2 separate regions of the Mus musculus genome follow, and region 2 is linked to region 1. Evidence: chromatin loops called from intact Hi-C (ENCODE). Cell type or tissue: heart. All regions are shown on one strand.

Region 1 (2,500 bases):
TACAGCCAGGTTTGTCTTTTTAAGACACTGCTAGCAACAGACTGAAGGATTCTCTGAGGGGTGGGTAGAAGGGATGGCCAGAGGCTACCTGTATGTACAGAAACCAAATCGTCCTTAGTTCAGGCTCTCAGGTCTGAGGTGCTAACATCTTTCAAAACACATGCCGGCACTCCAGATTGAGCTCAGCCCCACTACCACGTTACAGATGTCTCACAAATATCAACGGGTCTGTGCACGGTTCAATTTTGCTATGAACTTTGGGGTGGGATATACCAAGGCGTCACAAAAAGTCGAGGCTCTGGGCACTAAAAGCCCTTGCTCACTTCATCGGTTCCCTATCTAACTCGCCTAGTGCCCTTACTCTGATCTGCCTCCCTCTCTTAGGTTTCTCTTGGGGAAGCCTGGCCTATGCAGCATTGGTTCGTAGCTGCCAGCACTGCTCTTGTGCGACTACCTTTTGACACAGGAACCAGGGACATACATATCACCTTCCCTGCTGGAGCTGGTGGTCGGAGCATGGTACTGCTTTGGGGGTTCTCCCAAAAGCAGACAAGGAAGCAACCTGGCTGTCGGGTAAACGTGTGTGTGGTGCTTTGGTCGCCACGACACAACACCCATCGGGGGAAGATCCCGTCAGTAGCGACGAGCCCCGGGAAGGGCCAGATCCCCACCTCGCGCACACCCTTCCTCCCCCCAGCACCACCTGCCAACAGCAGGGGCGCGCCCCGAAACAAGCTCCGGCCAGGCCGCTACCTGAGCAGCAAGATAGGCCAGACAGCAGGAGTAGTGCCAGGGCGCCGAAAGATGCCATCGCCGCCATCGCCTCTTCTCTTCCGAGGGGAAAAGAGAGCAAGCCACCCTGGACATGCGGAGCAGACGAGGAAGCGCGACGCGTAAGCGGCCTCAGCACCCAATCGTGCGTCGGCGGGCTGGGTCGGGCATGGTGACGTCGCTGGCGGCACTGACGTGTCCGCTTCCCTAGCCAGGGTCCCAACCGGTCGCACTTCCCTCCTTCTCAGCCTTCCCCTCCCCAAGATGGCGGAACAGTGCTCTAGGCACCGGAAGGGGGCGTAAGAACCGGTGTGACTGTGCGCGTGCGTAATGCTAGCGTTTTCTCAACCCATACCCCGGATTTCTCGCTGTCCCCAACTGTCGCGAGAACGGTGCTTAATGTTTTGACCTGTAGAGGTCCTCACTTTTCGTCATGGCGCTGAAGGTGGCGATAGCTGCTGGCGGTGCTGCAAAGGCAATGCTCAAGCCAACTCTCCTCTGCCGTCCTTGGGAGGTGAGTGGTGAATGGGCGGTGGGACATTTGCAGGCTTACAGAGGGACTTAACACCCAATTGAGACCCGGAGTCGGGTAACGGCTCTTTGAGCAAACACGGAATTCGATTGGCTGTGCGAGCCATAGGAGGGGCGGGGAGAGGGCTGCACTCTGGGGTTCACTGGTTGCTTCTGCTGTCCGTGAGGCGGTTGGCCGAAATTGACTCTGATCTGGCTCCTCTGTGCCTTCCTCCGGAAGGGTTGGGAAGGTAGACCGCAGTAGCTAGGTGTCCCCTCCGTAGTGTCCTTGTGGAAGCCCTTTTGAAGAGGCCACGTGTCCTGGCCCACCTTGCATGTACCATCTAAGCCTGTTTCTGGACTCAGTTCCTCCTTGGTTTTCCCTCTCTTAGACTGCTTTGCCCTAGTGGAGGTGGAAAATCAGACTTTATCAGTATCTCTCTCGCTGTGTGTCTCTCGCTGTGTCCCCGCGTTCCCTCTCCCGGTTTCTCTCTGTCTCGTCGAACACGCGGTTTCTCTCTGTAGCCTGGAACTCACACTGTAGACCAGGCTGGCCTTGAATTCAGAAATCCTCCTGCCTCTGTCTCCCAAGTGCTGGGATTAATTAAAGGCATGCACCGCCGCCATCTGGCTATCCATAATCCTTGATCCCTCCAGATCTTCCGCCTACCAAGCACCTAGATACTTGATTCTAACCAAAAGGCCAACAAACAAGCCCAAACCCCTGTAATGAGAGTGAACCAGGGTTCTAAGACTGGAAGCTTCTAGGGCTTTGCTTTCCTGGTTCTTTCTTTGGAGTCTTGGTTAGCTGGTTTAGCTCCTGGGTAGCACTGCTTAGCACCAGAAAACCAACAACTAGCTCTGGGGAATAAGAGCTATGACCTCTAGGCCTTGCTCTTCCACTGACCTAGAATATGGCATTAGGCCAGCTCTCTTTTCTCTCTGGGTTCCAGTGAGGAGAGAGGACTTTATGTTCTCAAAGCATTTGCTGACTCTGACCTTCCAGAATGCCATGGGGTTTTTTGTTGTTGTTGTTGTTGGGGTCTTGGGGGCTTTTTTGTTTTGTCTTGTTTTGTTTGGGGAAGGGAGCTACATATGCTACATGAAATTCTATTTAAAATAGGGACTTCTGGTTCAGCCAGATGGCTGAGTGGGTAAAGGCACCTGCCTCCAAGCTTGGATACCAAGTTTAATCCTTGGAATTCTTGTAAAATGCAAG
Region 2 (2,500 bases), 130 kb before region 1:
CTGCCTCTGCCTCCCGAGTGCTGGGATTAAAGGTGTGCGCCACTACGCCCGGCTGGGTGCTATATTCTGATGTCACGTGTCTGGCCTATAGGCCTCATTAATGTCCTTTTTGTCCTAATGTAATTTTCTAGGGCTGAACAAAATGATTTCCTGGGCTTTCTAGTCAGCCTCACATTTCAGAGGCAGCTCTCCTACCTTGATGTTCTTTGCTGTACTGCTTTGCCCCCTTATGCCCCTCTCAGCCCTTTACCCTAGGTCATACTTGTTCTCATCAGTAGGAGCTTCTGGAACCCCAAATGCCCAAGTCCAACTGCTCATTGCACTTATCTGGAGAGATCCTAGCCCCAGGTGCTTAGGCTCTTCCTATCTGTAACCTTTTTTTTTTTTTTTTTTTTTTTTGAGAGACAGGATCTCTCATTCTTAGCTTGGAACTCATTACGTAGCCCAGGCTGGCCTCAAACTTGTGTCAATCCTGCCCCAGGCTCTAAAGTGCTGGGATTACAGGCATTAGCCATTCCTCCATTAATATTTTGTATTTGCTGTGGGGCAGTGGTGGCACACTTAATCCCAGTACTTGGGAGGCAGAGGCAAGTGGATCTTTTTAAGTTCCAGGCCAGCCTGATCTACAAAGTGAGTTCCAGGATAGGGCTGTGCAGATAAACAAGACAAGACAGTTCCATGCATTGTCTAGTTCTTGACTGCCATCAGGATACCCTCAATGACTTCTAATATTTTTGCGACTTCTGTTAGGTTCATAAACTCAAATATAATTGAACTAAAAAGACAAAAAGAGAGTCCTCACTTCTGAACGTTTTGTTACACCGTCACCCTTGCCTTAACATTTGCTCCTCTAAATGTGCTGCTTTAAGACCATCACTTGTGGCTCCTAGGTCCTGGGTGGGCTCTCCTTAGGCCGCTCACCTAACTGCAGTGCACCTTATATCAGAGCTGTCACTTTACTAATAATGTCCTTGCTCCTGCAAGTGGCACAGCGATCCGCCACTATGTGGAATAATTTGTCCTGGAGCTTAGTACTTTGGTTGTACAAACCATCTATTAGAAACTGAGAAAGAAGCGACTGAAGGGCGGGGAGGAAAAATCACAGCCGCACCCTGTCCTCTAGTTCAAACGAAAATGCGTTCTTGCCGGGCAGTGGTGGCCTTTAATCCCAGCACTTGGGAGGCAGAGGCAGGTGGATTTCTAAGTTTGAGGCCAGCCTGGTCTACAGAGTGAGTTCCAGGACAGCCAGGACTACTCAGAGAAACCCTGTCTCGAAAAAAAAAAAAAAAACCTGCGTCTGGTTGGCTAAAATTACGGACTTCCCTTTGTATGAGTCGAGTGGCTTGTTCCACCCGGCGTGCTGGCGTCAGTTCCTTCGCAAGCCAGTGGCGTTCTTAGTTCTCAAGCTCTGATTGGTTCTGCAGCGCTAGGCCTGCCGCCTTGTGGTAAAGCGGTGGACATGCGCAGTGGTTCCATCCTGTCTTAGAGTTGGTGGGTGGGGGAGATTGCAGATCCTCTTAAAGCACTTACAGAATCCTCTCGAGGCCCGCCCTCTGCACTGGTTGCTTAGGTGTCATTGGTGGCCGCCTGAAACTCTGCTGTCCGCCCCGCCTCCTAGTAGGTTAGGTTTCCTGGGCGGAGGTCAGAGCTGTGAAGGGGAAAACCACAGGCCTGCTAGGCCTTGGGGGCCCAGCACTTCCCCTGCTTTGGCGGCGTCTGCCTCTTACATTATGAGCGGAGACTGAGGGTGACTCTAGGGACACTTCTCCAGGCCTTACCTTCATGCTTAATCTTTTCTTTCTTTCCTTTTTTTTTTTTTTTTTTTTAAAGAATTGCTTATTTTATGTATCTGTCACTGTCTTCAGACACACCAGAAAAGGGCATTGGATCCCACTACAGATGGTTATGAGCCACCATGTGGTTGCTGGGAATTGACTCAGGACCTCTGGAAGAGCAGTCAGTGCTCTGAACCTGAACCATCTCTCCAGCCCTCTCCAATCCTTTTTTTCTCTTTTGAGCCCTACTATCCTCTCATTTCCCTCTGTCCAGAGTAGCCAGCCAGTCTGAGCTTATCAGCCCTGTGGTCATCATCCCTCAGGACCAAGTATACATCCTTCCACATATTCAAAAATGTTTTGCAGAGCTCCAGAGATAGGCAGGCAGCTCTAAGTGTATTCTGATAAGTGTATGAAGTTAAATATATTGGCCATTATAACTTCATGCTGAATATAAACATTTCAATGCCTGGCCTGCATTGTGATACCCTGTCATAAAGAAATAACCCTGTATATATAACCCTTGCTCTCTTTTTAAAGATTTAGTGGGGGGGGGAAGGTGGAGAGAGAGAAGATAGTGTTTTAGAAGTGAAGTATTAAATGGTTGTGAGCAGCCTTTGAATTTTAAGAACTGAACTCTGTCCCCTGGAAGAGCTCTTTAACCACTGTAAGCACCTCCATTACTTATCTTGTTGGGTTTTGGTTTTGTTTGTTTTGACAATCTC

What was found. Peaks named below come from ENCODE experiments on the same cell type or tissue, not always from the same donor. Only the 100,000 strongest peaks of a DNase experiment are listed, where the experiment ranks them.
Region 2: a loop joins it to region 1, with 1.8 times the contacts of the local background. A loop is called at or near these places in 5 of 42 quality-filtered maps.

The regions. Positions count from the first base shown.
Region 1 is chrX:73,785,560-73,788,059 of GRCm38, reverse strand. Idh3g (isocitrate dehydrogenase 3 (NAD+), gamma) reads left to right here and starts at 1,163. Exons shown (of 13, transcript NM_008323.1): 1 at 1,163-1,285. The coding sequence starts at 1,205. It overlaps Ssr4 (signal sequence receptor, delta), which reads right to left and starts at 1,037. Exons shown (of 6, transcript NM_001166480.2): 1 at 754-1,037. The coding sequence starts at 820. In heart, a CTCF peak has its summit at 1,100 (motif pointing right); DNase peaks (open chromatin) are centred at 1,089 and 1,389; H3K4me3 peaks cover 2,500 bases; H3K27ac peaks cover 2,451 bases.
Region 2 is chrX:73,914,087-73,916,586 of GRCm38, reverse strand. No RefSeq gene overlaps it. Among named protein-coding and RNA genes, the nearest start is that of Arhgap4, 4.0 kb to the right of the region's middle. In heart, a CTCF peak has its summit at 1,438; a DNase peak (open chromatin) is centred at 1,486; H3K4me3 peaks cover 864 bases; H3K27ac peaks cover 1,439 bases.